2 separate regions of the Mus musculus genome follow, and region 2 is linked to region 1. Evidence: chromatin loops called from intact Hi-C (ENCODE). Cell type or tissue: gastrocnemius. All regions are shown on one strand. Links, peaks and the distances in the headings refer to the core of each region. The heading gives the core; the rest is flanking DNA. Region 1 holds the start of Sec62 (SEC62 homolog (S. cerevisiae)). Region 2 has its middle 20 kb from the start of Samd7.

Region 1 (16,320 bases), core at 4,900-12,899:
ATGGGGGACTTTTGGGATAGCATTTGCAATGTAAAATAAGAAAATACCTAATTAAAAAAAACAAAAACAAACAAACAAACAAATAGTCCTATTGCTTTCTGAATAAGCTTGCAAGTGATTGTAAGAAGTAGTAAATATGCAAGAATTCTTAAATAGTCAAAACTAGCTGGAGTAGACAATACTAACTGCAGATGCAAAGGCTAATGTGGGATAGGGGATCAAGGAAACGAGAATCAGAAGTGGAGTTACACACACAGAAAGACCAATTAGAGAAGGAATGTGGCTAGTAAATGGAAGTGAAGAGAGTATTACCTGATTAGAGTGTGACTTGGTGATACAAGGTCCCACTGAAACTAGGTTAAAGACTTCTGTATGAAATGGGCCTTACAAAGTATAGACTAACAAATATGCCTGAGGGCCTGGAGAGATGATGACAGCAGCTAAGAGTATTTGCTACTCTTGTAGAAGACTAGGTTTGACTCTCAGCACCCACAGCGTGGCTTACAACTATCTGTAACTCTAGTTCCTGGAGAACCTGATAACCTCCTCCAGCCTACACAGCTACTGGGCACACATGATTCATAAACACACACAGCCTATCACGCAAATACATAAAAATAGCTAAATCTTAGAAAATACATCTAAATTACTAGCGCACATATTTTGCTTTGGCCATTTTCCCTCAGGCTCCACCATGTCCACTTAGCTGCTTTAGAAAATGGAACTGGACAAAGTCTTATTGTGGATTTCTCTATGGTTGAGCAGAAAGCCATGAGAACTGGTCACAAAGAGGATTTTATGGCTACATCAGAAGTGGCTAATTATTATCTTAGGTCTAGTCCTTTATTTTAATGCAGAAAGAACATAAACAACTTGAGTAGGAAGAACTTAAAATTCAAAGTAAGTTTGTGTCTAAGACATCCTCTAAGTTCCATGTCTTTATTTTTTTTAAGATTTATTTATGTGTATGATGAGTGAGGCATGTAAATGCATTCATTGTGGGTTTGCATCTGGTGTCCTCAGAGGTCAGAAAAAGGCACCGTATCCTCTGGAATTGGGGTAACGGGTTATAATTTGTCAGGGGGCTGCTGGGAAACAAACTGGGTTCTTACGAAAGAGCAGCAAGTGCCCTTAGGGAAGCCATCACTTTAGCCTCAGTATCTTTAAAAACTTTTCCTATAATAAGGTATTAAGGCTCCTAAAAGACCACACTATGTGAACTGATACTGGTTGCTCTTCTGAAAAATTCAGGCTCAGAGAGTAAATATCCCTAACAGTAATATTGGCAGGTGATACAGATTAACTTTTGCTCCAATAAATGCATCATTAATTTGCTGGAGTAGACAATTTGGTGCAGAGGTAGAAAGTATGGAAGAGACTGTTGCATTTAGAGCTTTAGACCTTGGACTAAAGGTCGCTGTATGACCTTGGACAAGGTTTTAAATTTTACCGTGTCCCAGTTCCTGAATCTGTAGTATCCCTCTACTTTTTATAGCATACATATATCTTGAAGCAGAGAGGGAAGTTTACATTTTAAAATTCTCATCAGACAAATTACTGTACAAGACAGTAAATAGAACCTGTATCATTATTGGTTCAGCCCCACTCCCAAAATATAACTTGTTTCTGAAGTGTTTATTAGTCATCTCTAGTCACTCAGCAACTAAGACTTCTAAGTATTCGATAATTATTAACTTTAAAAACAGATTTTAAAGAGGGTTCTCAGATGAATAATGCTTGTTTTCTTTCTTCAAGACAGTATCTCAAGCAGTCCAGGTTGGCCTCCTACTCACTTGTAGCAAGAATACACTTGAATTCTTGATCTTCCTGCCTCCATCTCCAATATAATAATAATTTATAATATTATAATATTTATAATACATAATATCTATAATATTATAATACTCCAATGGGTATTATAAGCATGTGCCACTAAACCTGGTAGATGGCAGATACTTAAAGTGCTATTAAGCAGAGTTAACATTAAATTCTGTATGTGTGTCCCAAACAAACATCTACTTTAAAATCTTAACTACTCACATTTTAAACTTCAGTACCATCAAAGCAAAATCTAGCTAATACAGATTAATAAGTATGCTCTTTACGTATTAAACAGAAAGAGGACAGTAATTTAGTTTGGTTTTTTTAGGTATAAGTTGATGACCAAAAGTTTCTTTATAAAGAAAAAGTACCTAAAGCTCTAAATGTAGCAGTGTCTTCCATAGTCCACCCCTGCACCAAATGAAAGGCCTGTATGTTACCAAAGTGCACGTACTTTACCTTGAAATCTTTCAGACTACAAAGACAGTGTGCTGTTCTGATTTTAAAAGGAATACCTTATTAGTAATCACTGAAAACAGCAAGTAAGTTAGGCTTATAGCCCAGGGCAAAGCCATTAAAAACCAAAGGATAATGAAGTTAACCGTCATCCTATAAAAGATCTGGAAAAAAAATCCTGACCATTTCCTACACAGAATTTGTTCAATGTAGACATGTTTATCCTTTTTAAAATCTTGATTCTTCCATTCAGTAGCTCTGGTAAATACACACAAGTAAAAGAACATAACTACAAAGTATACATACACAACTAAAAATATAGTAAGTTTAAGAACAAAGATATTTCTACTGAAAAATCCAAGTTACATATAAAGCTCATTACATTTAGTTAAACAGTTTCAACACTATGGAAAAAACTGGTATTGCTAATTGTTATCCTTCACCAAGGAACGCTACCTGTTGCAGTAGTCGACCACAGACTCCCTGGTTGTAAATAAAGCGTCCTCTCCTTTCTTGGCCTTGGCCCACTTTGAATCCAAGAGGCACTCCACTGCTTTTGAAGCTATACAAGAAATTGGTTATTTAAAATTTAGTATTCATGAACTTACGTCTTATGAAATCATGCTATAAATGTCAACATTCTGACAACAGAAAATAAAACAGAATATCAAGTCTATTGACTATAATGTTATTTATGTCAACTGTGAGTATACTGATAAGCATCTTCACAGCAAGTAAATATTATTATTCAAGCAAGATAAACATTTGTTAACCATCAATCTCTGAATAATCAACAAAAAAATAACCTCAAACACTTCCTTCTTCCCTCAACGGTAATGAAAATGCTCGTGTTATTATAACCACTAAAGAATCACTCTGAACAACCTACTGCTATACTAGCAAAGAAATACATTCGATTTAGAGATTAGCATGTCTACTTTTCTTAAGTTTAACGAATATCAAATTTATTAGTAACACAAAAAGAAATTTCTTCTACAGACAGAAATTCAAGTTTAATTGTTAAGACAAAAACACAACCACCATTTATAAGCTACTGGGCTACATTATAGATGATATCAGCTAATCATGAGGTTGAATAGATAATATATGAACAATGTTCCTAATTAATTCCATACAATCATACTATCTGAGCAAAAGGTAGTATTGTATAACAAACACTGAAAATAAGTCTTTTTTAAAAATTTCCAACAAAACCAATTATAAAGCACTTCACTGTTTGACTCTTCAATCATAAAAGGAAGAGTGGGGTAATCAACTGCCATGTGCTCATCACACATGCAAGCTCTTTATCACTTTATGTATCGAACTCTAGCTAACTCCATAGAATCTTTACAGTAATAAGACTACAGGTGTAATCCTACCAATAAAATAGTCAACCCGATGACCCATCATGTTGGTGGATTTTGTTGGACAGTTGAATCGAAGATATTTGGCTACAGCCTTCTCTTCTTTAGATGGTTCACCAACTTCCTGCAACATAGGAATATTAATTCAGTGTGGTTATATTACTAAAGAGTCATTTGCACATCTGTTCTATAAATCTCTTCAAGTGTTAGATAGGACTTGCTTTCAGACCTTCCTGGGAGCAGATCTGATAATGGGTACAAAAGACAAAACCGGATGGACACTCTTAGTACTGTCTTCTAAATAGAATCCAACAGGGCTCAAGGCCCCATGTCAGCCTCAGTGACAGAACATTAAGCTGCTTTTCCAGTGTTTGTAGTTTCTCTTCAGTTTTGTATGGCGTCCTTTACTACTCACAAAGCAATAATTTAAAAGATGTTGCCAACAGTGACTGCCTAAATGTTAAAGTAAGTAGGTATCATCAATACACGTTATAACCACAGTTCAACATGTGCCCTGATTCATGCATAACAGTTTGTAAGAAGTCTCAAATTAACCTACAAGGCAGTAAGCATAAGAACTGAGACGCTCAGGACCGGCACTCAGTCCCTTCTCTCTTCCCTGGGATCACACATGGTGTCTGGGCCTCTTCCCCAGGAGGACTGTGGCGAATACGGAAATGCGCAAAGGGATACTCTTATTAATGCTAGTGCAGTAACAAAGAGCAGTTCTGGAAAAATTGCTCTATCGTTTTTTGTGACTTTCCTTCTATATCTGTCCCCAAATTTTTTTATGACAAATTCTGCTACCACAAGCTATAATTATTTGTGAAAATAAAAAGTTCAACCAATTCTCTTTTATAACAACAACAACATATTCTAAATATTTTTTCCTCATTCAATTGAGGAAAAAATATTTCAATGCACCTTCTGTCAACTTTCAAGTTTATCCCGGTAACTTGTTACCAGGATGAACTTAATTTGAAATTGAGGGAAGGAAGCCTCATTAAATAAAGGAGTCTCAATAAATGTAAGTCATCCGTTCATTCAAACATATATTTCCTGAGTGTTTTGCAATAGTAAGGCAAGATACTTGTACTTTGTTACATAAATGCCGAAAACACCAACTGTTATTTTCCAAAAAGGAGTAATACATAAAAATATTTTAGATATTTTAGAAGTACACAAAGTAGAAGCAAAATTATCAAGAATACAGAAAAAACGTTTTCCATAAACCTTGATTTTGAAAGCCAAGTTCTGAGTAAACCGAATGACCAGCATAAACAATGAAGCTGAGAATGAGGCTCGACTGTAACAGAGATCACTATAATGTGCTAGGAAGTTAAATTATTATAAAGAGAATAAAGAGTCCTCAAAGGCAAGTGAGACACTTTAGCTTTATTCCACAAGAAGCAGAAAAATGACTACATTTTTAATAGAACAGAAATAGGAAAGTAACAAAAATTTTTATGATTGTAGGCAAGACAAATAGGGAAAAACATGCAAAGCCAGCTAGTTAGATTATTATAGAAGATTATTGTGCTATGATATTGGCCTAAGAGTAGAAAGGGGACACACATATTTGAAACATTTCAGACGTAGAGTACACAGGATTAATGGTAAAGAGTGAGTGCAGTGAATAGACACAAGATTCCAGATTCTGTGTTAGCCAATGAAAGGGAAAAGTTGGGTGGGTAGAGAGTTGGGGATGGATCCGGGAGGGCTTGAGGTGAATATGTTCAAAATATTGTTTTAAAAAAGGATACTTTTCAGGAACATGAAGTGTATAAGGAAGCAATGGGGAAGGAATATAGAGAAGAATCATCATTTTAGGCATGGTATGTCAATACTTACACAATCCTTCAATTAAACAATTTATGGACCACAGATAAGTGTGCTGATTTCCTACATGCTGATCAAGATATAAATATCAAAATATAAATACTCAGAAAAGTTGATTATATAATAGTAAGTCAGACATCATTAAGTATCTGCAAAAATTTAAAAAGTTTCACTTTAATAAATTAGTAAACTTTCCCCCCAACTCTGTACTTTCCTTGTTAAAGACACTACTAAACTACAATGGACAGGAAGACTCAAAAATGATGTCTGAGTAATTTTTTCAAGTGGACATAGACTTCAGTTGTCTACTAGTAGTCTCCTTAAGTGAAAGAGACTGGTACTAGTTACTAGTCAGCTCTTAGTGAAAATGTAACACCTGGAGCAGCTGGTGTTTCAGAACTAGAAAGACTCCACGAGAGGGTCTGCATCAGCAGTGGCAATCCTCTGTGCCTGCTGCCTCCTGCAGCCTAAATGACATAAAAGACTCTTACCTTGTTTACAAAATAGACTACGGTATACTACCTCCCCTGTTTGTTCCCTTTTACTGTGAACAGAATACTTTGCTAATTTCTGTGCTAGAAATTTTCATTTCTAACAAGAAATGAAAGCCTTTTGAGGGTATTAATAAATGCTTATAAAACATACAAAAATGAGCTCATCAACTCAAAGTAATGAACTTTTTAACCACATGAACTCTCATAACTATCTTTGAATGAGGATACAAAGAATCAACTAGTTTGTGATAGATTGCCTTTTCTTTGCATCCAAGTACTATCTATTGTTAATCACAACCCAAAATTATTTGAGCAGGAAGTCTAGTAGAATATTGATAAAGACTTTAATATACTTTAGAAAATATCAAAACCCAAATACCAGAATGAAATAGAAGTTGCCATTTGTCGTCTAATTGAGAAAAAGAAAAAATCTAGAGCAAGTCATGGGCTTGCTTTATTCTGACAGACTTTCAAACAGAAACTAAGTAGAAATAGAGTTATTGATCTATAAATAGTGGAGCGAACAAAAGAAAACAGGTCTTAGCTTTTTGCACAAGTAAAAAAAAAATTGCATAACTGTTTATGGACATGTTAACTGTAGGTTAATAGAAGATATTGTGAAAACTAGAGGGGACCTTAAATTATGTGCTTAAAGTCACTCTGTAAGCTAACAATAGCAGTATCATTTCCAATTTGCTTCTATCACACTTCCTATGGCAACAGGTTTGTTTGCTATGTAACTGCAAAATTCTCTATTAAGCCTGGGGTGGGGTGAGGTGGGGTGGGAGGTGGTAAGATGAATTTTCAACTTAGAGGACTGGATTCCTGGGTTCTTTCCCTTTCCTTCAGAAGGTCCCGAGAAGTCAGACCTGCAGTCTGGTTGAACAGTCCCAAATATTTTTCTTCTCTTTCCTGAAATGAGGCATATAAGCCCATGACATGTCAGGATTTTACTTCCAGGGAGACAGATGGGAAAAACAAAAATAACTGATGAAGGTTACACAAGTTCTAAGATACAGAAGTCATCTGAAGATTTCAAACTGAACTAGATTCTAAATAGAAGCAGAGCACTATATGGAATGATTCTTTGAGAAGGAGCAAGCCAAACTAAATCTTTTCAAATAAAAATTTATATTTGGAATTTGGGGAGGTAGAGCAATAGCTCAGTGGTTAAGAACGAACTGCCCTTGAAGAGGACCTTAGTCTCTTCCCAGCAGCTACACTGGATAGCCCACCAATACCTGTAACTACCACTGCCAATTCCAAAAGATCTGATGCCCTTTTTCTGTCCTCAGTGGACACCTGCACTAAGGTACACATATCTTCACAGAGATACACAGACATAACACAAAACTAAATAGATATATTATGTATATGTGTGTACACACACACGTGTATAAAATCTGGGATTAAAGTAATACAAAACTCTTTTTTTTAAGTCAATGATTAGGTGGAAAGAGTATTTATTCCACTGGGAATCAGATGACTAGTCTAAATCTAATCTTACTAAGTTAAAGGCAATCCTAGTTCAAGTCACATAACCTCAATGGACATCAGTTTGTCATTAAAATGAGGGTGAGATTAGTAATCTCCAAGCCCACCACACTGTGTGTGTGTGTGTGTGTGTGTGTGTGTGTGTGTATGTATGTATGTATGTGTGTGTGTGTTTGTAGGTGTTCGTGTAAAGGTCAGGACAATTCTAGGGGTCAGTTTTCTCTTGCCACCTTGTGGGATCAAACTCAAGCCATCAGGCAAGTGTCTCTGCCCCTGATCCATTTCACTTCCTGAGCCAGAACTTACAACAGAGGATTCCAAATAAGTTCTATCAGATGTTTTTCAAATTTTAAACTCCCTGGTATCAGAATTCTCAATCAATGCTTCTAGTGGCTTGTTATTCTACAAAGTCACCATATTTCCTGTTCTTAAAGAAGACTTTTGAAAAAGGATTTCATGAGTTTCAGCTATAATCATTCTTGTTAGAGAATCTGTTATTAAAATTTACAACACAATGTCAATGAAAATGTAAGCTCACTTCAAAGTTTCAGTGACCCGATCTGAGTCCAAGAAAGAAATGGGATAATGGCCCCCTTGCTTCCAACTCTGTTAGGACACCAGATTCTAAAATTATTCTGTCCTGGAAAAAGCAAATGATTGGCTCCAAGACCAAAGCAGAACTCTCAACTTAATTGTCTGACTCAAACATACCTCCACTCCCCAAAAAGTCACTGTAATCCAACCAAATCTGACTGTAACAGAACATCGAGTAACAGGACACTCACCAGATAGTCTTTGAATAGACTTTTTTTTTTTTTTTTTACAAACTCTGAACTTTGTCATTACATTTGCTCTTTTTATCTCAAGTGATGCCAATATCAGAGATTTTAATTCTTGACAGGAATATAAGAACTGAGGAATTCCCTAGTGTTGTTGGAGGAAGCTGAAGAAATGTCTCAGTGGTTAAGAGTACGCACTGCTTTCCCAGAAGACCTCAGTTTGGATGCTAGCACCCTGTAACTCCAGCTCCAATAGAGCTGACATTTCATTCTGGCCTCAACTAACATCTGCACATAACCACACATGTACACAAAACCAAAAACAAACAAACAAAAAATTTGTTGGTCTATATAAGGTACTCCTGTATGATATTCCACAAAAATGCTATACTCCTATATAAACACATATTTAGATGGGGAAATTTTTTTAATTTCATAATACCAAGCTGACTTTTAATAACCAGCATCTCAAATAGAGTAAATAGCTATACTTCATAGAACTTACAGCCTAATGGTTAATTAACTGGATAGATACTTGTAATTTGTAAGCTTATTAAGGAGTACTTAACAAAAACCAATATAACTAACCTAATTTCATTATTCTGGTGAAGGAGGGCATTTTTAATAACTTTTAGTAAGTTATTAACTTAAACTTTTTATACCAACTCTACAACCCTAAAACCTTTTCTTTTTCAAAGGTAAATGATCCTTCTTACAAATGCAGAAGTTGAGAAAAACAAAACAAAACAAAACAAAACAAAACACCAAGCAAGCAAAAAACCTTGTTACCTAATTGGTGGAGCTAGAGAACAAACAGGCATAAGATAACTAACTTGTAGCTATGGTACTAAAGAGCACCATAAAGCATCTCTACCTGCTTTTCTGTCTAACATACACTCATAACTGAAATATGAGCAGCGATTTAAAAAGTACATTACATTACCTTTATGGCAATATTGAAAAGCAGATAAAACTGTAAAATAATGTGTAGTAAAGAGCAAAAAAGTACAAATTTGTCCTGCCAAGGGTAAACATAAGGAGAGCAGGAAGCACAAATTTAACAACTTCAATACAAATTCTAATAAAGTAAGTATCCATATTAAGCCATAATACTAAATTTCAAAAGCCTGGGAATAGCATAATTAGAAATTTCTATTGTCTTGACACTCTGGTTTTAAAAACCTATGTGAACTTGGAATCTGTCTCTAGTTCCCTTCTGTAACCTGTTCAAAATTATCTTGTCACACCTGCCAACTTCCACACTCACTGAACACTGGTATCTTTCCCACAGTATTTAAAATTGTTTTCAACTGTAACTTACATAGTTCAAAAGGCCTGTAGGCCAATAACTTGATAAGTCTTTAAAAAAATGGATATAAAAGGAAAACAGAAAAAGACATCCTACGTGGGGAACAGAAAGACAAGAATGAGTGTAACAACTTGTGACTGACATATTAACAACTTACTAGAGACCATCAACTTAGGCCTTTGGTTTCTGAGTGAGCTCTTGAGGCGCTCACATCCATGTTTAAGGTGCATCGAACAAAGGACACCCAACAGGGCGAAAACTGCGGGGAAGAGATGCTCAGGTGACATTCATAAGGGATGAGGGAGGCACAGTATGTAGGGCGTGAGGCTGACAAGCTGGCATGTGGAAGGTTTCTGGGTGCCACCAGCCCATTGCAGCACTGACCGGGCAGGGTTTGTTTACATCGTGTCGCCTGGAAGAAAGCCGGCAAGGTTCAAGCCCGGCTATTCGGTTAAAAGAGCCATTGGGAGGGGAATGGAGGGCACACGCCGCTTAACATCTGGAAGGAGCCCTGGGGCCGGGCGGCCCGGGGCCAGCTGACCGACCGACCGTCTGCAAGCACAAAGAACCGGCGGCGGTGCCGCAGGTCAGCCCTCCTTCCACCCCAGCTACCGTGGCCTTAATATCGGGACGCCAGGGAGACACGGAGGAGGGAGGGAGGCCGGCCGGCGCCTGGCGTCCGCGCTCCCCGCGCAGGCCCGAGCCCTCCGCCGCAGGAACGCGGGGCCGGACGCGGGATTCGAGCGCCGCGCCTCCCTCCCTCCTTCCTTCCCCGGACGCACCACAGAGCCCTCGGCCGAGCGGCCGCTAACACCGTCCCGCCTCGAGACCATCCCGGCGCCGCGACCCCGCGGAGACGGCCTCCGGGCGTCCGGCCGCTCGGGACGTCTCCCCCTGTCCCTCCTCGTCCCAGCGCGCCCGAGCCCGTCCCCGGTCCCACGGCCCCGCCGAGCTACCTGGATCCGCTTCTTGTGTCGCCTGCGTTCCGCCATGTTGGCCGCTCCGCCCGGTTCCTTCTGACGTGGAGCGAGTCGGGGAGGGGGCGGCTGAGATCTCGCGAGAGCGCGGCGGCTCGCGGCCCGTTATGTAACCCGCCGCGGGCTCTGGGCTGGGGGCGGCCTCCGTGGTCTTCCCGCCGTCCGTGCGGTGGCGGACGACGCGGGCTGCTTCTGCTTCTGGTCCCGGAGGCCGGCGCCACGTGAGTCAGAGCGCTGGAGGCTGGCAAGTCGCGTCGGCTCTCAGCCCTGACTGAACGCCCGAGTCACCTGGCTGGCGTGTAAACACAGATCCCCGGGCCCCGCCCCTCAGAGTCGCTGACGCCGCCGGGACCACCGGGGCGCACAGCGTCACCTGTGGCGCTTCCTGCCCCAGCGAGCCCCGTGGCACCCCACTTCAGTCCCGCCAAGTTCCCCTTAAAAGGTGGAAAACAACTTCAGAGTCTGACTCCATTAAACACAGCTCGTCCCCAAAGCCTTGGAATGTCCGCTCCTCACGTGACACCTCACAACCCATCCTTAGACTCCAGAAGGCTGGATGAGCCCAGGGAAGTTAAGGTGGAAAGGAGCAAGACTAGTTGGGATGCAGTAGACTGCAGGCCACTTCTATATGACTATTCTGACGACCTGCTATATGACTATTATTCCAGAACTTTCTAGACCAAAGACATGGGTAGTTAAGTGCTTAGGTACAAGTTCTGATGACATTGTGGCTGTAAGAAAGTTGAAAAAATGCAGAAAAGATAAAACCAATAAAGTTTAATTCTATCCCTTGAGTCAGTTAATCATTTTAAATTTCTTTTGTCCTTTATATCCACTTTGCGTGTACATGGGATGTGTGTGTATGTTGAATTTATAAGTCTTCTCTGTTCCCCCCCAAACATCATGGAACCTGGTAGCCTGTTTGTTGTTGTGGTTTTTTTTTTCAGTTTTGCATTGTAAACTTAATTTCAAAATCCTTAAAGTTTTCTATTTCATATATCTGACATAATAATATGTAGTTGAAGCAAAGCTCAGTACTTTGATGCCTGATCATTTATATACTAAGATAGCTGAAGGTTGGTGGTTTTTGTTTTTAACTATGCAATTCTACTCTCAAGAGATCTGTAATTTGGCTCTGCTGTCAGGAAGCAGGGGAGAACTAATAATTCTTACGTATTAACACAAAACTTGGAACATACAATATCTTGTTTTCTCTAGCCTTTCCTACCCAGATGATTGTCAGGACAAGCTAATAGCTAGCAGATGATCTCCCTGAGATTGTGTGCCTCAGATTAACATAATCCGTGACAGATTTGCTCCCATAGGCAAAGCCCAGGAGAAAATAATTTTAGGAAAGATTCCTACTATTAATATGCTTCTCCTGTTATTATTAAACATATATAACAATCACTAGGTATTAGCCTACCTCTTTGAGCAGATCTCTGCAGTTGCAGATCTACAGAGATGTACTGTCTTGTAGGGATGCTATATAGACAAATGGATGACTTAATTCTTAATGATGATCCTGTAAGGATTCCTAAAATTGTACCAGTATGTATTAAGCTGTCAAAACTGCAATGAGAACTCTGCCAGTCTCTGTCACCAGTTAATTGCCTCTACTACTCAGAGCACATTCCAAAAGGTTGTAAAACCATTAACCAAAAGTCATAAAAAGGGAACTACGATTATATTATAGGTGCTAGGACAGAAGATACAATGTTGACTGGGTTTATCTATACAAAACTTCACTAGTAACTTGGTTATGTTTTTTAACTCTCTGTGACCCTGTAGAGTTGTGACAGGGGATGAATGTTTAGCCAGGTAATTACTCCTAATGGATATACATGTAAACATTCTCTGCTGTAAACTTCTATTTCAATTTATGATTTGAATTTATGAGTAAACTTGTGACGAACTTTTTACCATGTGATCATGTGTTCTAAAAGATGTATAAGTGCTGCCGACAGAGAAAGAAACAGAACTAGGCTGAGGAGGACTTTTTAGTCAGATCTGAACAGAACCTTTTAGAAAACTAAACTGAGGACAATTTTTTTAGTCATGACATAAAAACTTTTTAGAGAGAACTGAGCTCAAGAACTTAGAAGTAAAGGCAGAGCATTGGGAGAAAAGGCTTTGAGAGTAAGAGCATTGCTGTGACATCAGAGCAGGAGGAGAGAGAAAATTAGAAGGAGAATGCAGAGTGGAATAACTTAGAAACTATAAGGTAACACAAAAAAACTAAGAGACCAATCTGCAGAATGTAGAGGGAAGGAGGATAGGAAAAGAAGCTACAGAGAGAGCAGAAGGAGCAGGCAGGCTTTTCCTTACTATGGGACAGAACAGGTAGGTCTTTTCTTAATAATAAGACAGACTTAGTCTTATTTAAAGGAACAAAGTTTTCTTCTACAAACTTAGGTTTAACTCATTTAGCAATAAAAGGGTAGAAACTTTTTCTTTCTCCTGCAATAAAGATTGCAGCTCATTTTTCATCCAGAATGAGTGCATTCTTTCTGCACTGGTGCTTGGTCTTTTGCTCCAAGTGCATACGTGAGTATGGGTGTGTGTGTGTGTATAATTATGTATGTAATTATGAGAATGCATACAAACTGAGCCCAACTGGTCTGAATGGAGATGTATAAATGTGCAAGTGTGAATCTGTATGTACATTTATGTGAGTTTATGCATATTTGCTTATGTAAAAGTTTTTCCTTCTGCCAGTGAGATTCTCTTCTCCTAGTTCAATAGTTTATTGCTCCAAACTTCCCCCCAGCCTGACAAGGGAGAGGAATCTGGACAAAAGGGAAAAGGTTCTAGCAATGAATCCTTTACTTAATCTGGTGTTTTAGGATGAGGTGCTAATGCCAGAGACTGAAGTTTCTGGCCTCAGAGGATCACAGAAGGCAGGTCAGCTACAGTAGCAAAGTAAATTAGACATAGATAAGTAAACTTTTAATTATACAGCAACCCTAAATATCTTACAAAGTCTTAAGAGAAAAGTCTGACCATCCACCGGCACTCTACCCCCTCTGCTGCCTCAAGGAGAACTGAAAGGAAAGAAGTCCCCCGCTGGGGCTGGCCCCAGCAAATGACGATTCTGTTTTGTGCTGCTTTATTGTTGTTGTTTGTTTGTTTATTTTGTTGTTGTTGTTGGTTTTGTTTTATTTTGTTCGTTTTGTTTTTTGAGACAGTATTTCTCTGTGTAGCCCTGGCTGTCCTGGAGCTCAGCTCTGTAGACCAGGCTGGCCTTGAACTCACAGAGATCTACCTGCCTCTGCTCCCAAGGGCTGGAATTAAAGGCATGCACCACCACCCAGAGGACACTGAACTGTTTTTATAGGACAGTTGATCTGTAAATGAAAACACTATTTCATTTAGTAGAGATGGAGTGCTTACTAAACTCAAAAGGTTAGAGGTTAGTCCACTATATGTTGAAGAATGTAAATTCCTTTGTGACTCTAGAGGAACAAATCAATTAAACATATATTAAAGGTGAATTTATTATACTAAGTTACATAATAACCTGGGTTGTCCAACAATGGCTGCCTCCCACTGGAGAAGATGAGAACCCTGGTAGTTGCTCTTTCCACGAGTTTGGGTAGCTAAACACTCCAGTCTGGTACTGAAGTCCTGGAGGATTCTGAGAGGTGTGTTGGTATACCTAGAAGAATCTGTACCCTGATATCAGTGAAGGAATGCTGCAGCTGCAGAAGCATCAACAGGGTAGATGAACTTCCCAGTGATAGTGACAGAAAGCAGGCAAGAGCAAAAGCTTCCTTCTGCCTTGTTCTGTACGGGCCGCCACAGAAAGGTCCCACTGACACTTAGGATAGAGCCTCTCTTTCGGATAACCTGATGAAGACAATTCCTGACAGGTGTCCAGTGCTTTACCTTCTAGTTGATTCCAGATTCAGCCAAGTAGAATATCAAGATTAACTGTCACGAGCTCCTTCTCAAACTACAGCTCATTACCTTCAGAAGAGATTTAATGATTTAATTTACTGTCTCATGATCTCCTTGCCATTCCCTCTGGACCACCGTTTGGTTTTCTTTCTCTCTCTCCTATCCTTATTTCACTTCTTAAGCTCAGTGTCTTTGTTCAGCTTGCATCATATTTAGTATTGGACAATATCCATATCTTCTCCATCTTGGCCTTTATGATATACTATGTCTTCAATCCATCCTCCCCACCCTCCTCTTTATTACCAAATCTTTGTTCAAAGACTTCTGTAGGCAACACTGTAGTGTCTTTGGAAAGTGATACTTATATTTCAGTTGTAGAAATTAATTTTTAAAAAGCATTTGAAGGGTCAATTTAGATGAAACAGAGTACAAGAATTAAGTTGATGGGGCAAAATTTGTGAGGGCAAATATAGATGACAGAGGTTTGAACACTGAACACTCATTTTTAGTGGTGGTCTGAAGAAAAGACTCTCTTTCTCCTTTACTCCCCACTACATAGCTTTAGTTTTGTTAGCTACAATATTGACTTGGTCACACTAGAAACCTTGAAAGTATCCCAACCACGCCTTCCTGTCAGCCGTTCACCAGCCAGCGATTACACAGCTGAGATGTTTGGAATTCTTCCCTTCCTTATCATTGTCTTCATCAGGTTTTAGTTACTCACTGAACAATTACTGTGACAGCCTCCCAATTGTCCTCAGCTACCCTCTCTGCACACCGAACTATCTTATCCTCTGGGTAGCCACTCCCTGTGGCTCCCTACTGTGCATAGCAGCATGAATAATGCCAATATTTTTACATGTAACCTAAGAGTTCAAGTTCTGGATCCCTCTTTGATTTATTACTCGTATAAAATGGCTAAGTGCCTGTTTGTGCTGTTGGTGGTGGTAGTGAGGAATTTCTCTGAGCCATTTCTTGTCCTGGCCTTGCAGTCTCATTCCTGTTTGGCTGCTATTTCTCTCCTAAATGAAGCATTGAGATGTGTGTGTGTGTATACATGTTTTTTTCCCTAAACCAAAACTACAAGAGACTTGAATGCAAGTTTTTTGGTTTTTGGTTTTTTGTTTTTTTAGATGAAACTTATTCATTGTTTTTTTTAAAATTTATTTATTTATTTTTATTATATATAAGTACACTGTAGCTGTCTTCAGACACTCCAGAAGAGGGAGTCAGATCTCATTATGGATGGTTGTGAGCATGTGGTTGCTGGGATTTGAACTTCGGACCTTCGGAAGAGCAGTCGGGTGCTCTTACCCACTGAGCCATCTCTCCAGCCCTATTCATTGTTTGTTAAGGGGTTGTTGCAGTGTTTTCCTAGGCACCGAGGAATATAATAATCACTCAGAAAGACTATCCCTGCCCTCATGGAACTTATATTTTAGGGAGAAGAACAGATAAAGACAGGAAACAAGTCGTGAAGTTTGTCAAAAGCCTTACAAAAGAAATGCAGAAGCGTGTAAGAGCTGCTTGCAGGCGAAGGAGAGTAGGGTTTAACTGAAAGAGCAGTCCTGCTGTTCCTTTGACCAGATCAAGACATGAAAGAGAAAGGCCAGGCAGTGCCCAAAGAAACTGTAACTACAGACAGAATGAATAGTACTTGTAAAAAGTGGCCCAGTCAGGTTGTATTTGAGCAATAATAAGGAGATAGGCTGCTGAAGTAGATCTAAAAGAAGGGCAGAGTCAGGGACCAAGGTTGAAGGAGATGGAGTTAGATTTACAGGATTTTGAAGACAGCTTTAATATGGGGGTTCACTCTAAGTAAAATGGGGCTGTCAGTCTACTTGTCAATGTGGGGTATGGCAGAGGGATGAAACGGTCTTTATT
Region 2 (16,320 bases), core at 4,335-12,334, 69 kb after region 1:
CAGACAGCATCTGCAGTGCCCTTCTATACAATGCAGTCACAGACAGCATCTGCAGTGCCCTTCTACACAATGCAGTCACAGACAGCATCTGCAGTGCCCCTCTACACAATGCAGTCACAGACAGCATCTGCAGTGCCCTTCTCCACAATGCAGTCACAGACAGCATCTGCAGTGCCCTTCTCCACAGTGCAGTCACAGACAGCATCTGCAGTGCCCTTCTATACAATGCAGTCACAGACAGCATCTGCAGTGCCCTTCTCCACAATGCAGTCACAGACAGCATCTGCAGTGCCCTTCTCCACAGTGCAGTCACAGACAGTATCTGCAGTGCCCTTCTCCACAATGCAGTCACAGACAGCATCTGCAGTGCCCTTCTATACAATGCAGTCACAGACAGCATCTGCAGTGCCCTTCTCCACAATGCAGTCACAGACAGACAGCATCTGCAGTGCCCTTCTATACAATGCAGTCACAGACAGCATCTGCAGTGCCCTTCTCCACAATGCAGTCACAGACAGCATCTGCAGTGCCCTTCTCCACAATGCAGTCACAGACAGACAGCATCTGCAGTGCCCTTCTCCACAGTGCAGTCACAGACAGCATCTGCAGTGCCCTTCTCCATAGTGCAGTCACAGACAGCATCTGCAGTGCCCTTCTCCACAATGCAGTCACAGACAGACAGCATCTGCAGTGCCCTTCTGCACAATGCAGTCACAGACAGCATCTGCAGTGCCCTTCTCCACAATGCAGTCACAGACAGCATCTGCAGTGCCATTCTCCACAGTGCAGTCACAGACAGCATCTGCAGTGCCCTTCTCCACAATGCAGTCACAGACAGCATCTGCAGTGCCCTTCTCCACAGTGCAGTCACAGACAGCATCTGCAGTGCCCTTCTCCACAATGAAATAACAGACAGCATCTGCAGTGCCCTTCTCCACAGTGCAGTCACAGACAGCATCTGCAGTGCCCTTCTCCACAGTGCAGTCACAGACAGCATCTGCAGTGCCCTTCTCCACAATGCAGTCACAGACAGCATCTGCAGTGCCCTTCTCCATAGTGCAGTCACAGACAGCATCTGCAGTGCCCTTCTCCACAATGCAGTCACAGACAGCATCTGCAGTGCCATTCTCCACAATGCAGTCACAGACAGTATCTGCAGTGCCCTTTTATACAATGCAGTCACAGACAGCATCTGAAGTGCCCTTTTCCACAATGCTATCATAGAGAACATTTGTAATGTCCTTCAGGTTACATTCTCCCCGCCCAAAATTCCTCTTCAGGATGTCAAACAGGTGATAAAGGTTAGTAGTGGGAACTGGTCTTTAGAGTCTCACCTCGTTGAGAAGCATCCCTGTGGGAGGAAGCCCAACCTGAAATCCCCGGCTTTCATCTTGAAGCTTGCTTTTTATCTTGAAGCTTGGTTTTCTGCAATGGTTTTGTTGTCGGCGATAATCAGTCTTCCTGCCTGAAGTGCATTTGCATTCATGGGAACAGTATCTGTGCTCTCTTGACTCTACAAGTGGCAGTCCGAGTACCAGACACCTTCAAGTTGCATAGCAACAGTGGCAACGTGGATGCTGAGGTAACTACACAATAAAACTGTCCAGCAAAGAACCAGAGAGCTTGCTTACATGTGCCATATACGGTAGTTTTGTTATTTTGTCTTTTTTATTTTTTTTCCAGAGCTGGGGACCGAACCTCAAGCACTCTACCACTGAGCTAAATCCCCAACCCCTGGTCTTTTTGTTATTTTGTCTTTTTTTTTTTTTTTTTTTTCATACACGGTAGTTTTAAAGGCACTCATCAAGATATTATCTGGATGACCAAAGAAATTATGTTTTTTAATTGAGTCCCAGAAACTGGAGTTGAGTCTTCTTTACTGTTACCTCTTCCACGTCATATGAGAGTTATGTCCACATCAGAGTTATGTCCGGAGCCCGGTAAGATGGCTCGGTGTGTAAAGGAACTTGCTGCCAAACCTGAACACCTGGGTCTGATCCCTGAGACCTACGTGGTGGAAGAAGAGAACTGACTCCCGCCAACAGTCCTTTGACCTCTATACATGTGCAAATACACAAAAGAACATGCACACACTAAATTGTAATATTGTTTTCTGAAAAAATAAAATGGACCAATAAAGGCCTTACTTCCCGCACACATCGTGGCCCTTCCAAAGAGCCATAAAGGGTAATGTTATGTTTCCCATTTTTGCCTCTACTCCTGTGTATTGGTTACTTACTTACCTCACTCCCGTGAGAAAAACACTTGAGGAAAGCATCTTCAGGGAGGAGAGGTCTGTTTTGACTCGGCTTTAGAAAATGCACAGTGAATTCATGAAATTCTTAGGCAAATGCATGGACCTGGAGGATATCATCCTGAGTGAGGTAACCCAATCACAAAAGAACACACATGGTAAGCACTCACTGATGAGTGGATATTAGCCCAGAAACTCAGAATACCCAAGATACAATTTGCAATACACATGAAACTCAAGAAGAAGGAAGACCAAAGTGTGGATACTTTGGTCCTTCTTAGAAGAGGGAACAAAATACCCATGGAAGGAGTTACAGAGACAAAGTTCAGAGCAGAGACTAAAGGATGGCCATCCAGAGACTGCCCCACCCAGGGATCCATCCCACATACAACCACCAAACCCAGATAACTATTGCAGATGCCAACAAGAGCTTGTTGACAGGAGCCTGATATAGCTGTCTCCTGAGAGGCTATGCCAGTGCCTGACTAATACAGAAGTGGATGCTCACAGTCATCCATTAGATGAACCACAGGGTCACCAATGAAGGAGCTAGAGAAAGTACCCAAGGAGCTGAAGGGGTTTGCAGCCCCATAGGCGGAACAACAATATGAACTAACCAGTAACCCCAGAGCTCCATGGGACTAAGCCACCAATCAAAGAAAACACATGGAGGGACTCACGGCTCTACATGCATATGTAGCAGAGGATGGCCTAGTCAGTCATCAATGGGAGGAGAAGCCCTTGGTCCTGTGAAAGTTCTATACCCCAAAGTGGGAGTAGGTGGGTTGGGGAGCAGGGGGAGGAGGGGGAGAGGATAGGGGGTTTTCGGAGGGGAAACTAGGAAAGGATATAACATTTGAAATATAAATAAAGAAAATATCTAATAAAAAGTTTTAAAAAAAAGAAAAGAAAAAGAAAATGCAATCCACCATGGTGAGGATGGCGTGGCTGCAGCGTGTGATAGAAATGGTCATGTATCCACAGCCGGGAACCCCAGAGAGAGAAATGCTCCTTTTTTTTTTTTTTAAGTCTTTCAACATTTTTATTTTTATTTTTTTCCATTTTTATTAGGTATTTAGCTCATTTACATTTCCAATGCTATACCAAAAGTCCCCCATACCCACCCAAATGCTCCTTTGTAAGCAGTTTAAAATTCAAACCTATGAAGTGGTAGATCTTCCCTTGCAGAAGGCATGAGCGCTCTTGGCTACATACTGGAGAAACGGATGCTAATTATGCAGGGTTGTCTCCTCAGTAGAGGACACCAATCCCAGCTTTCCACCCAGCAGGCTGGGAGTGAATGTTGTTAATGACCTGGTGACTTTTGCTATCTGTAGAGCCAGACCTCACCTAGATCCCCCAGAATGTTTATCCCAGACTCATCAATGGAAGCCATCCTCAGGGGAAATGTCACATGTACTTTATAACCTGCTGAGCTCTTTGAGGCATTCCAAGACCTGGCCCTCCATCGGAGGAAAAGCCCTCTGTCCTTCCAGCCACAGTTTCTGACAGATAGCTCTAGTGTAGAGCCTTAGCTATATTTGTTGAAATTGTTGAGCTACTTGTATTATGTTGAACAGTTGAAGGTTGAAGAGAGAGTAACTAGGAAATGTAATAGCTGAACGATACACCTTTATCTTCCAAATGCTGAAGATACTCAGCAGACCTGTTCTAGCCTTTGGGGGAAGCACTGGCAGTTTTCCATAGGCTGATGTTGACCTGAACATGTGAATATGAGTTTGGAAAGAGGAAATTCTTTGTTCATGAACAAAAGACAGATAAGATCAAAGGAGTTATCCTTACTCCTTCAACAGAAAGAGGGCTACTTGGATTTAATGTAGTAATAGTAATGATGATAGTTAGTGTTTACTGGCTGCTTAGTCTAATTTACCCCATACCAAACTAGCCAGAAGTTGACAGGTCTGGAAGAGTACAGCGAGGTCTTTGTTTGCCTAGTCTCAGACTCGAAAACAGCAAGGATACTGGTGATGTGAGCATAAGTCTCCTATAACCAAGGGCTACTGAACACTGCCTTACAGCTGAATTGTGGGAAATCCTGACTCCTACCGAGTCTATCAGAGATCCCATTTGAGAAGAGCCCCCAACTCCTCAGAAAAATCGAACAATAAACTTCAGTAACCGCAAGTTCTTCAAATATCAAGATGAAGACTCTCAGAGAAAAATGTGCTGGTTTACTTTGAAATAAGAATTGTGCCTTGAAGGAGAGATGGGAAACTTAACCAGTGCTAGGAGAGGAATTGAAGGGCAATATAGGATGAATCCTTGTCACTTTCTACCTCTGTGGGCTTTGGAAACCTTTACAATATTCCTGAGAAAAGCGAGTTACCAGGGAACCAAATAGCTTGTAAGACTTGGTCAAAAGACTGGGTATGCTTGCACGGAGAATGTCTTCAGCCTTTTGGAGTATGCTTTGAAGGAAGAGTGACCTGAGAGCACTGTCACGGTGATATGATGGTAATAGCCACAAACTAGGCCACCTAAAGCCAGAGCAGGTGTCATTAATCCTAGCAGTGCTGAGAAAGCGCCAGGAGCAAGGGGGATGGGTTATTTTGGAGACTACTGGCAAACCAGGAGATTTGAGACCTTGTGACCCAGGAACCTGTCTGGAAAGCTAGTGTAGCTGCCCTAAGTAGGTACAGGGAGATCAGCACCGCGGTTGAATCATGTCTCTCCCCATCTGTAAGCTGAAATCCTAACACCTAGCATCTTAGTCTGTGGCTAAGTGTGCTTTAGTGTGTGTTGGGAGATAGTGTGTTGATTGACATGATGCAGTTAAGAGTATTGTGATGTTTAGATTTGTCTACTTGACACAACTTAGCATCACCTGGGAGGGAGTCTCCGTGAGGCCTTGTCTACATTGCGTTGGCCTGTGGGCTTGCTTCTCTGTGGGGGATTGTCTTAACTAAAGTTAATTGATGTGGAACAACTTAGCCCACTGTGGGTAATACCATTCCCTAGAACTGTAAAAGACTGTGTTTAAATATGCCTGAAATAAACTACCAGCTACTGAGTCGTGTTGAAGTGGACTTCTTTCCTCACGAGGTTGGGTCCTCTGCTGTCCATGGTGTTTCTGGAGACCTCCCCCATGGTTTTATATATCATTTCTTTTAAGTGGGAGTTCTAAAGTATAAGACCAGAGAAATTGAGCCGAGCAGAAGGAAGGAAGTACGTGGGTATCCATTCTTGTTGCTTCTGGCTGTGGATGTGACCAGGTGCTGCAAGTTCCTGCAGCCTTGACTTGCCCTCAGCGATGGATCGGAACCTGGAATTATGAGACAAATAAACCTTTCCCTCCTAAGTTGCCTTTTGTCAGGTTAGTTTATCACAACACCAGAAATTAAACTCTGACTATAAAGTTATTAGACTGGGTAGTAATGACTGATGTCTATCAAAATAAAGTTTGGAGACAGATGCATACAAGAGAACGTTGCCACCTGGCTCTGAAGAAGGGACATGCCTATACACCAATGAACACAGAAGACTGTTAGCCAACCTCTACCAGCTACAGTCCCCGGGGCACATTTCCTTCCTTCCCAGGCCACAGAAGGAACCAACCCCGATTATGAATTGTAAGCTTCTAGAAAGACACAATAAGCCCTCGTTTTATAAGCCACTGATTCGCCATACTTCGTTACAGTTGCCAAAAGTTCTCACAGCATAAGGTCCTGGGGTGCTTTATTGATAATATTAATATACCAGTTGGATAACATCTCCCATGACTGTGACAAGGCCTTTTAAATGAATATTCAGTGTCTGATCTATGTTCTGGCTCACAGACCTCCAGTCTAGTCCAAAAGATAAAATCCATTCAGTGAGAGATGTTGTCTTTAAAATTAGATAGAAAGCCACAGAAGACTTCTTCTTCTTCTTCTTCTTCTTCTTCTTCTTCTTCTTCTTCTTCTTCTTCTTCTTCTTCTTCTTCTTCTTCTTCTTCTCCTCCTCCTCCTCCTCCTCCTCCTCCTCCTCCTCCTCCTCCTCCTCCTCCTCCTCCTTCTTCTTCTTCTTCTTTCTTCTCCTTCTCCTTCTCCTTCTCCTTCTCCTTTGCTTTGCCCAGGACATCCATTGTAGAAAGGAAAATTGAACAGTACTGAGTGCTTTTGGTTAAATACTGTTCCAGAATGGTGAGGTGCTATGTGTGTGACATTCTGACATTTGGTGAGGCTATAGCTGGCTTCTCTAATAAGTGTATGTATGTAGGCGTACTGACCTGGACTTGTGTGCACATGCGGGTTTATGTGTTAAGTGCGGTTATGCATGTCATAGTGCACATGTGGAGGTCAGAGGACAACTTTCAGAAGTCATTTCTCCCTTCCACTGTGGGTTCTAGGGTCAGCTGAGGTCAGCAGGCTGGCCTTGCAAGTGAGGTGCCTACTGAGTCATTTCTCTTCTGTTGACATTTCCTCAGATATGAAATCACAGCAGAGGCTCATAGGTCCTTTCAACCTAGTTTTTGTTCTGTCTCTGGCAGAGAGCCTCTGAGGAGTATATTTCCTGGTGTGTGGTTTAGGAAGCTTGCTACTGGGTATTAGCCATTAAATACGTTTTTAATAGCCAATTTTTTTCTGCTCATTGTTCATGTCACTGTGTTACATAGGACATTGTCATACATATGTACATGTGCTGCACATTGGTCATATCCCCCCATAGATGCTCCCCTCCAGCCTTCTCCTCCCACTACTGATCTGTCTTTTTTTCTACTTTCTTGCTATATATGCTGATATGATTTCCTGTAGCTATGTAAACTCTGAGAATCCTGAGTGAGATAAAAAAAATATGCTACTATTTGTCTCTCTCTCTCTCTTTTTTTGAGACTGGCTTAACTTAATTAATACTATTATCTCTAGTTGTATTGCTTTCCTACCAGTGACATAACGTTTTCTGCATTATGGCTGGAAAACATCGGTAGTGTATATGCTCCACATTCTTGTTATCCACTCCCCTGTTGCTAGACACTGGCCGGTTCCATAACTGGGCTATTGTGGGTAAGCTACAGTGAAGGCTGATGTTCAAGTGTTCCTGGTGTGTGTTAGGTGCATGGCCAGCTGTGGCATTGTTGTGTCATATGGTAGGTCTGACTCCAGGTTTTTGAGAAAACTCCGTGCTGATTTCTGCAGTTGCCAGGCAAGTTCACATTCCCATCTGTAGCACATAAGGGTCCCTTTTTGTCAACCTCCCTGACAGCACTGGCTGCCGTTTTCTTGGTGGCTGCTATTCTGATTGAGGTGAGGTGGAATCTCAGTGTAGATCTTATTTGCATTTCTCTGACAGCTAGTGGGGTTGAATGTTTTTGGCTATTTGTATTTCATCCTATGAGAACTGTCTGTTAGTTGCATTAGTCCATTTATTCATTGTTTGTTTGTTTGTTTGTTTGTTTCTTGCTGAAAACTCTACTTTTCTTATGGATAATTTCAAACACATACTAAAGGAAACAAATTACAGCCATGAAGTGGAATGTAAAAAAATTATGTTGCTACACCAATCACAAACCCAGGTACACTCTTGTCTCTTTTATAAATCTGCCTTTGTCTCCTGACACCATGGATTATATAGAAGCAAATGCCAGTCAAAATAGCATTTCATGCAGATATTTTAGAATGAGTGTCTTATAAGTGTGATATTCATATACAAAAAGCCCCACACTATCATAAAACCATGCCAATCTAAAGTCCTCTCAACACCTCGTCAGCTTCAAATCACCCTGCTTCTCAGATTTTATTTTGTTTTACTTTTTTAAACTTATTTTTTATTAGGTATTTTCTTCATTTACATTTCAAAGCTATCCCAAAAGTCCCCCATACCCCACTCCCCACTCCCCTATCCACCCACTCCCACTTCTTGGCCCTGGCATTCCCCTGTACTGGGGCATATAAAGTTTGCAAGACCAAGGGGCCTCTCTTCCCAATGATGGACAACTAAGCCATCTTCTGATACATATGCAGCTAGAGACACTTTGTTTTACTTTTAAAGACTTATTTGTATTTATGTGTGTGTATGGCTTTGTGAATATACACAGCCATTTGCAGGGGAGAGGGTGTCAGGCGCTGCCAGAGGAGGGCGCTGTATCCTCAGAGTTGGAGTTAACAGGTGCTCGTGACCCCAGTGTGGATGCTGGGAGCTAAACTTAAGTCCCTTGCAAGAGCAGCCTATCGCTCCTAACCACTGAGCCGTCTCTCCAGCTCCTCGTATTGTTTTTAATAAAACTGGTTTGTTTGGATGAGGATCCCACAAAAATGTCTGTGATTTACCGTTGGTGTATGTTTCTTGAGTTTCTTTTAAACCCTTGTGTTTTGTTTTTTTCCTTTTCTCTTTCTTCCTCTTTTTCCTTGAAATGCAGTTAAAGCAGGTCATCTTTCCAACGAGTCTTCTGAAGTCCGATTTTACTTGTGGTAGCCCCGTGATGTTCTGAACACATGCCTCAGGCCCTTACATTTTCCCCAGACCTAGCTAATAGATTTCCGTGCTTGATCTGATTAGTTTGGATCTTACTTCATTTGAGAGACCGATATTTCAGGCTTCAGTACCCATGTCTGTGGGGAAAGAGAAACCGCTCTGGTATTCATAGCTGTCCGCATCCCCTTCTGCTGCTAACCTCTGTAAATAGCATATGTCTGGCTCTGGCTAACGCCAGAGGAGCTGGCCTTGAGTAGATGGCTTAAGGGTTAAGAGGTCCTGAGTTCAATTTCCAGCAACCACATGGTGGCTCATAGCCATTTGTAAAGGGATCTGATGCCCTCTTCTGGTGTGTCTGACGACAGCTACAGTGTACTCATGTACCTAAAATAAATAATTCTTTAAAAATTAAAAAGACAATCTCATGAACGTAGATACACTGTAAGCTTGTGCAATCCATATATGCTCTTAACCCTTAACCCTCTTTCTGGTCTCAGTCCCAGGCCACACTTTAAACAGTTGGACAGAGACAGGAGACTGCAAGTCTGGCCACTTGGGCTGATGGGAGATGGACACAGAAAGGGTATTGACAGAATTATCTCTGAAACACCAGAGGCGTTTTCCGAGTAGTTTTCACTGGCTCCTTCTGACTTAATGGCCATTGGGGAGTTAAAGGTGACTGTGACCCTGAGGAGCCTTTCTTGGGCTACTGCTTAGAGTCATGCTCTTTGATATGGAGATGGCCCTGATGGCTGGCTGTAAGTCAGGGCTGTCTCTTTTTGTTAAGGGAATGGAGCCTCATCATAGGTCAGTCTAGGAGAACAAACATTAGAGGAACTTTCTCGTTAACCCTAAACTTCAATGATATTACAGAATTGTCTTTTTTATACAGATTTCTAAAGCGCCTGGGCAATGCAACGCGGTCTCCAGTCCTGTTGGAGGCAGGACTCCTTTAGCCGCATTCTCCTTTGCGTAACTCTCTTAAGTAGACCCTTCATAGCATCAACTTTACTGCCTTAGGCTTCTATATCACCCATTCTTCTAGAGGCGGTGTGATTTAAAGGAGCTGGGTGTGTCATCCACCCATCACAAAGCCAGAGCGAGGGACATCCTGCTGAGGCCACAGCTCATCAGACCCAGTTACTTCTCAGACCACCCCCTCTCCTTCCCCACCCCTGTCTTCCAGTACCATCAGCACATATATTTGATGATTGTATTCCCAGTACCAGATACTCAGCCAATCTCAGCACAGCACACAGAAAAGTCTCATTTTCATATTAAAGAGTTGGTTCACTGATGACAAATTGATTTATTGTCAAAATTTCATTATACATTCATGTATTTTTATCTGATAGCGTTTAATTAGTCTTTGGCCATTTGAAGCTGTTTCAAATTGGGTTTTTCCCAAAGAAGCTCTTTAAAGTTCTTTTGTGGAGAAGGACACTAGATGGTCAGCTCATAGACCAGTAGGATACAAATGTTTAATTAAAAAAATTCCTAAAAGAAAACATTTTTCTTTTTGGACTGAGAATACAGATGAGTTGCAGAGAGTTCTTGCCTAGCATGTTTGAGGCCCTAAGTTCAATTCCCAACACTGTGAACTATGCATGCACATTTCACACACACACATACACACACACACACACACACACACACACACACACACATTTGAAGAATGAATCTCTTCATTATATCTACATGAATACATTTATATATTCATAAATCACAGTCTACCCTGTGACTTACTATGTTATGCACATTCTGAACTATCCCGAAAGATTTTAAGTTATGAGGTCAAGATTAAATCATGTTTTAAAAATAGCCGTTTCTTCTGAGGACACTGGGGCCTTCGCTCTCCCTCCGCAGTAGTGCAGAAAGAAAAATCTCGGCCATGGGGGGCAGCTCCACCCACCTTTGCCTGGTGAGAGGCCAGTTGTCATAAAAGGGACCAGACTGCCAGCCTCCTCTGGAGCCTGGAGCTCTCAGCTGTCTCTCCTGCCAAGAGACAGCTGAGATCCCTAAAGCATCCTGGCCCCCTACCAGCCTCTATAAACATCCGGCAACTTAGTGAGCAGGCCTGATATGAATTGCTGCTCTAAGGCCCCCTGTGGCTGGCTTCACATGTGTGGGACCAGAATATTGCCTCTCTCTGAGAAGGAAACATTTGAAATTGGACAAGTTTGACCTCTTTAAAATGAATTAAGACAGAAAGTCACCAAGAGAAGACAATTCTTCTTTCTATGTTGGTGACTGATGCTGAGGAAGAAACGAATGGGGTCAGCAAGATGGCTCAGTAAGCTAAAGCACTTGTCACCAAGCCTTCCTGGCCTGAGTTCAATTCCCAGGTCTCACATGATGAAAGGAGAGAGCTGACTCCTGCAAGTTGCCCTCTGACCTCCATACGTGAGCACCCCACCCCCCACCCCCGTGCACACACACACACACACTCTGCACAAATAAGATGAACAAAGTTCAGAGGATGACAAAGGAAGGGTCTGTGTAAGAAATCTGGTTGAGGAAAAATGTCCAGATACCACAAGATTTAGTTCCACAGAGGTAGCATATTCTTCTATGCACGTCTGTGTTCATCAATTTAGACCATCATGGAAGAGGGTGGAGGGATGACTTAAGAGCACTGGCTGTTCTTCAAGAGGACTTGGGTTGCATTCCCATCAACCATGCGGTAGTTTTGTAATTACCATTTGCAACTCCAGTCCCAGGGGATTCAATGCCCTCTTCTGGCCTCTGTGGGCCCTACATGCATGTGGCACACCAACATAATGCAGGCAGAACTCCCATCCATGTAAAATAAAAATGAAGGAAAAGAATGAGTAAAAGTGAGAGAAAATGTTAAATTGTTGTAATATCCATCTAAACTGGAACTGTTCAAAGACTCTTGAGTGGTGTTTAAGAGCATGACCATTAGATGCATTATTAGATGCATCTCAGAGTCTTGGATCTGGCCCTGAGGGACAGCTCCACCGTGCTATCTATGCAAGGTGCAAAGCCTGCTCTCCTGAGTGTCACAGCTGGTGAGGGGGAAGGGCTAGCTCATCCTAGCTCATGACCAAGTGGGCAGCTTTCCCAACTACCAAAAGTGGCAAGGTGTAGTGTTGTGGTTGGGCCTGGTGCTGTTTTGATGCTAATTCCGTTCCTCTGGGAGGGGTTGCAGACAAGGAATGAGTCACACATACTCAGGTGACTTCTTGTGAACCAATCCCCTAATGAATAAAGGAGCCAATCATTGGGTGAGTAGGAGGGACTTCCAGGTTGGATGGAGGACGAGAGGATGCAGGAGAGAATGAGGTCCTTTTGGGATGGGGATAGTGTGAGGACAAGATGTCGCTGAGTGTCTCCCGGTTGCAATGGTGGGCCTACCCCAAGATTTATATCATCTGTGAATGGTTGAGACATGTGAAAGGGCCAGTCCAGCTGACCCAAAGCTGCAGGATCTCCATGACACGGGGCAACAACAGGATAACTGGGAGGAGACCCAATGAGGATCCAATATCGATGTTGTCACAGAAGACAGAGATCTCAAACCAGACCAAAGACTCATTGCAATGAATATTTGCAAGTAAAGATGTGTGGACAGAGGAACACACTGTGGGACACACTGTGACACTCTACAACTTCCATGATGAGATGTTTTCTATGCTTTGTTTTGTTTGCTGGTGTGGTTTATTGCAGGTGGATGCAAGGGCTAAGGGAAGATGTGAGGGGATGGGGAGGTGAGCAGGACTGGGGTTCATGATACAAAACTCACAAAGAATCAATAAACAGTTCTTTATAAAGGAGGCAGCAGTTTTAACTGGCTCGTCACCTGAGGTTTGGGCTGATGTTGTCACTCCTTTGAGCTCATTCTTTGACTTCCACGGGCATGTGAAAACATACTTTATCTTTCTGGGTTTGGTTTATTATGCTTGAGTTACAGTTCCATGTATTTTTCTACAGACCATGATTTCATTTTTCATTGTGGCTGGATAAAATTGCATTTCATATATACCATAGTATATATTTCATATATACCATAGTATATATTTCATATATACCATAGTATATATTTCATATATACCATGCTGATACTGCCTTTAAGATTCGTTTATCTTAATACCCATGGAAGGAGTTACAGAGACAAAGTTCAGAGCTGAGACAGAAGGAAGGACCATTCAGACACTGCCCCATCCGGGGATCCACCACATAAACAACCACCAAAACCAGTCATTATTGCAGATGCCAACAAGATTTTGCTGACAGGACCCTGATATAGCTATCTCTTGTGAGGCTATGCCAGTGCCTGACAAATACAGAAGTGGATGTTCACAGTCATCTATTGGGTGGAACACAGGTCCCCCAATGGAGGAGCTAGAGAAAGTGCCCAAAAGGGTCTGCAATCCTATAGGAAGAACAACAATATGAACTAACCAGTACTCCCAGAGCTTGTGTCTCAAACTGCATATGTAGCAGAGGATGGCCTAGTCAGCCATCAATGGGAGGAGAGGCCCTTGGTCTTGCGAAGATTATATGTCCCAGTACAGGGGAATGCCAGGGCCAGGAAGCGGGAGTGGGTGGGTTGGGGAGCAGGGCAGCGGGAGGGTATAGGGGCTTTTGGAAAGGAAACTAGGAAAGAGGATAGCATTTGAAATGTAAATGAAGAAAATATCTAATAAAAAAGATGTGTTTGTTTTATGACTATTATATCTAAAATGAATGGAGCAATAAATATAGGCAGCCTAGGAAATTTTTTTTCCTCAGCTCTCAAGGTATTTCTTTGAAGGCAAGAATACGATTGTCTATTATCTATGTATCTATGTATCTATGTATCTGTGTATCTATCTACCTATCTACCATCTATCTACCTATCATCTATGTATCTATGTTTTTATGTATTGATGCAACTACCTATGTAACTGTCTATGAATGTATGTATGAATGTATGTATGTATGTATGTATCTAGACACAGGGGGATTTATTAGAATGTCTTACATGCTGTGGTTTAGCTACTCCAATAATGGCTTTCCAGCACTTGTTCAGTCCACAAGTTTGAATGTCTCAGCTGGTCTTCAGAATCCTGAAGAAGTAGGTTCCAACATCAGTGAGGAAATGGACTTGCTAACAAGAGCAAGTGTAAGCAGGCAAAGGGAAAGCAAGCTTCCTTCTTCCATGTCCTTTACCTATGCCACCAGCAGCAACAGGTGTGGGCCAGATTAGAGGTGTATCTTCCTACCTGAAAAGTTCCAAATTAGAAGTGGGTCTTCTCACTTCAAACAATTTAATTAAGAAAGAAAATCCCTCATAGATGTACCCAGCTACTTGGATGTTAATTAATTCCAGATGTAGTTGAGTTGACAACCAAGAATAGGCATCACACACATATTGAGAAACCATGAACAGCTTTTGATACAAGTTGTGTTCTGGCTCTGAGAACGACTGTATTACAAGGTAAATGAGCAGGAACATTGGCACCAACATGGCTCATGACAAAGGAACTAAATCCATTCTTGTGAAACAATGACTAGATGGCCGGTCTGCTTGGGTAAGCGAATTCTGTTTTAGTCCCAGAGCTCATGCTTGTAGAGATATATCCAGTAAAGCCCTATGCTTAGAACTTCCAAGAAAAAATATCAGTAGAGAGCATGAAAATAAATGCTAGATGACAGCAACACATCGAAGAAGCCACATGCTTGCTTCAGGAGGTGGAAACTCAAGCCAGCAGTTGTACAATTACGAGAACTTCTCACTGTCCCTACCTTACAGCTTCCTGGGCAGGAGGCTAAGACCCCAACTTTTACTGAATACCAATTGTTTTAGTTAGGGTTTTATTGCTGTGAACAGACACCATGACCAAGGCAAGTCTTATAAAGGACAACATTTAACTGGGGCTGGCTAACAGCTTCAGAGGTTCAGTTCATTATCATTAAGGTGAGAGCATAGTAGCACCCAGATAGGCATGGTGCAGGCAGAGCTGAGGGTTCTACATCTTCATCTGAAGGTTGCTAGTGGAAGACTGACTTCTAGTCAGCTAGGGTGAGGGTCTTAAGCCTATGCCCACAGTGACACACCTACTTCAACAAGGCCACACCTCCTAATTAGTACCACTCCCTGGGCCAAGCATATTCAAACCATCACACTAGTGCCTATGGTTATTTATTATCTACATTGTCCTTATGATTTTTGACCTTGCCGGCTTTGATGAGTTAAATGTTCATAGAAGTGGCAGATGTCATTCCCAGGCAGAAGCACCTAAGAAGCCAGTGTGCAATTCTCTAAGCCATCTTTGCTCACTGCAATACTTGTGGCCATGGGTGTTGAGTTAGAGGCAATGGGATTAGAACAAACAGGCAGGCTATGTTTATTCTAATTATGCTCAATAAGGTGTTGGCCTTGGGCAAGGCACTGTTAGAGATTGGGGTACATCTCTCAAGCAAAGGCTCTGCGGTACAGACTTTCCTGCCTGGCATGACGGAACACAGAGGTGTTATAATTGAAGGAGCTTCCAGGCTAAGTTAGTTCTGAGGAGTGGAGGCTTGTGGTAAATGTGAGGCAGGAAAGACAAGAGGAAGTGAGAGAATTGTTCATCAGAAACAGGGAACAGGCATTTATGGCTCTTCTAACTCCTCCAGCAACCGTGACCCCCTGCCATTCTTAGACAGTAGATGAAGTTCTTCTTCAAAAGTCAGGATGCATTCCAGAGAGATTAAGTAGAAAAAAGATGTCATGGGTTTCATGGGTTGACTGTAGGCTCTGTAACTAATAGCTTTTGGAGAAATGGCTTCTAAGTTTTATTTCCAGGAAGTACTCCCAAAGCCTTCCTACATATCTGGGTTGGCAGCAAGGGGAGAAAGACATTACCTGTTTAAACTAGAATCAGCTACCACACCTGTGGAGTGATGACCAAAGAAACCAGAAGAATATTCTCCTCAATTGCTGACTCAAGACTTGAACAAATGCAAGCAATCAGCCCAAAGTAAGCCGCATTAGCACCTGATGAGTGCAAATGCTACTTTTACATGTTACTTAATAGCTCCATTAGTTATTAATATGACCTGGCCAGCTGCCCAATAACCGAGGCAGAGTCCTATGGATTTTAAAATCAGCTCTAGCACAGTTTTTGCATGAATTATACCCAATCTACTTTTCTATATACTAGACTGTTAATTCCTTAGCTGTGCCCCCAAGTACTTGCTATCTCTGAGTCTTGCCTGTGTTATTTCTGCTCCAGCAATCTGTCCTCAGGGGACATTTCACTAGGCCATGAGCTCCTAGTCCATCATGTTTAATGGAGACCTCCTGTTCTCTCATCTTCTTTCTCCTCCTTCTTCCTCCTCTCTTTCTTCTTCCTCCTCTCCTCGTGGTCCCTACCTGTGACTCCCCACCCCCAGCCTGGTAACTGAAAACCTGCCTACCTCTATTCTCCCCAGTAACTGGCTATAGTCACTTTTATTTAACCAATAGTTTTGAATTGGGGAGCAAGGGGTACACAACAAAGGCTGCAGTGCATGAGAATCTGCTCCTTGGGGTCAGCCAGATCTTGGGGTTCAGAGTTAGCATTTTTATACACAGCACCAGAGCAACCCCAACAGAAACACCATTCCGCTCTGTAACTTCTGCAGTTGGCAAAGCCTGAAAGTAGAGTTAAGATCAAGCACAGATA

Evidence for each region. Hi-C counts contacts between places; a loop is a spot of excess contacts. Peaks named below come from ENCODE experiments on the same cell type or tissue, not always from the same donor. Only the 100,000 strongest peaks of a DNase experiment are listed, where the experiment ranks them.
Region 2: a loop joins it to region 1, with 3 times the contacts of the local background. A loop is called at or near these places in 5 of 42 quality-filtered maps.

Annotation. Positions count from the first base shown.
Region 1 is chr3:30,787,579-30,803,898 of GRCm38, reverse strand. It overlaps Sec62 (SEC62 homolog (S. cerevisiae)), which reads right to left and starts at 11,023. Exons shown (of 8, transcript NM_027016.2): 1 at 10,516-11,023; 2 at 3,660-3,768; 3 at 2,734-2,839. The coding sequence starts at 10,551. In gastrocnemius, for the core only: a CTCF peak has its summit at 8,049; DNase peaks (open chromatin) are centred at 10,119 and 10,606; H3K4me3 peaks cover 2,481 bases; H3K27ac peaks cover 3,111 bases.
Region 2 is chr3:30,717,729-30,734,048 of GRCm38, reverse strand. No RefSeq gene overlaps it. Among named protein-coding and RNA genes, the nearest start is that of Samd7, 20 kb to the left of the region's middle. In gastrocnemius, for the core only: CTCF peaks have their summits at 8,309 (motif pointing right) and 9,018 (motif pointing left); DNase peaks (open chromatin) are centred at 8,326, 10,674 and 11,729.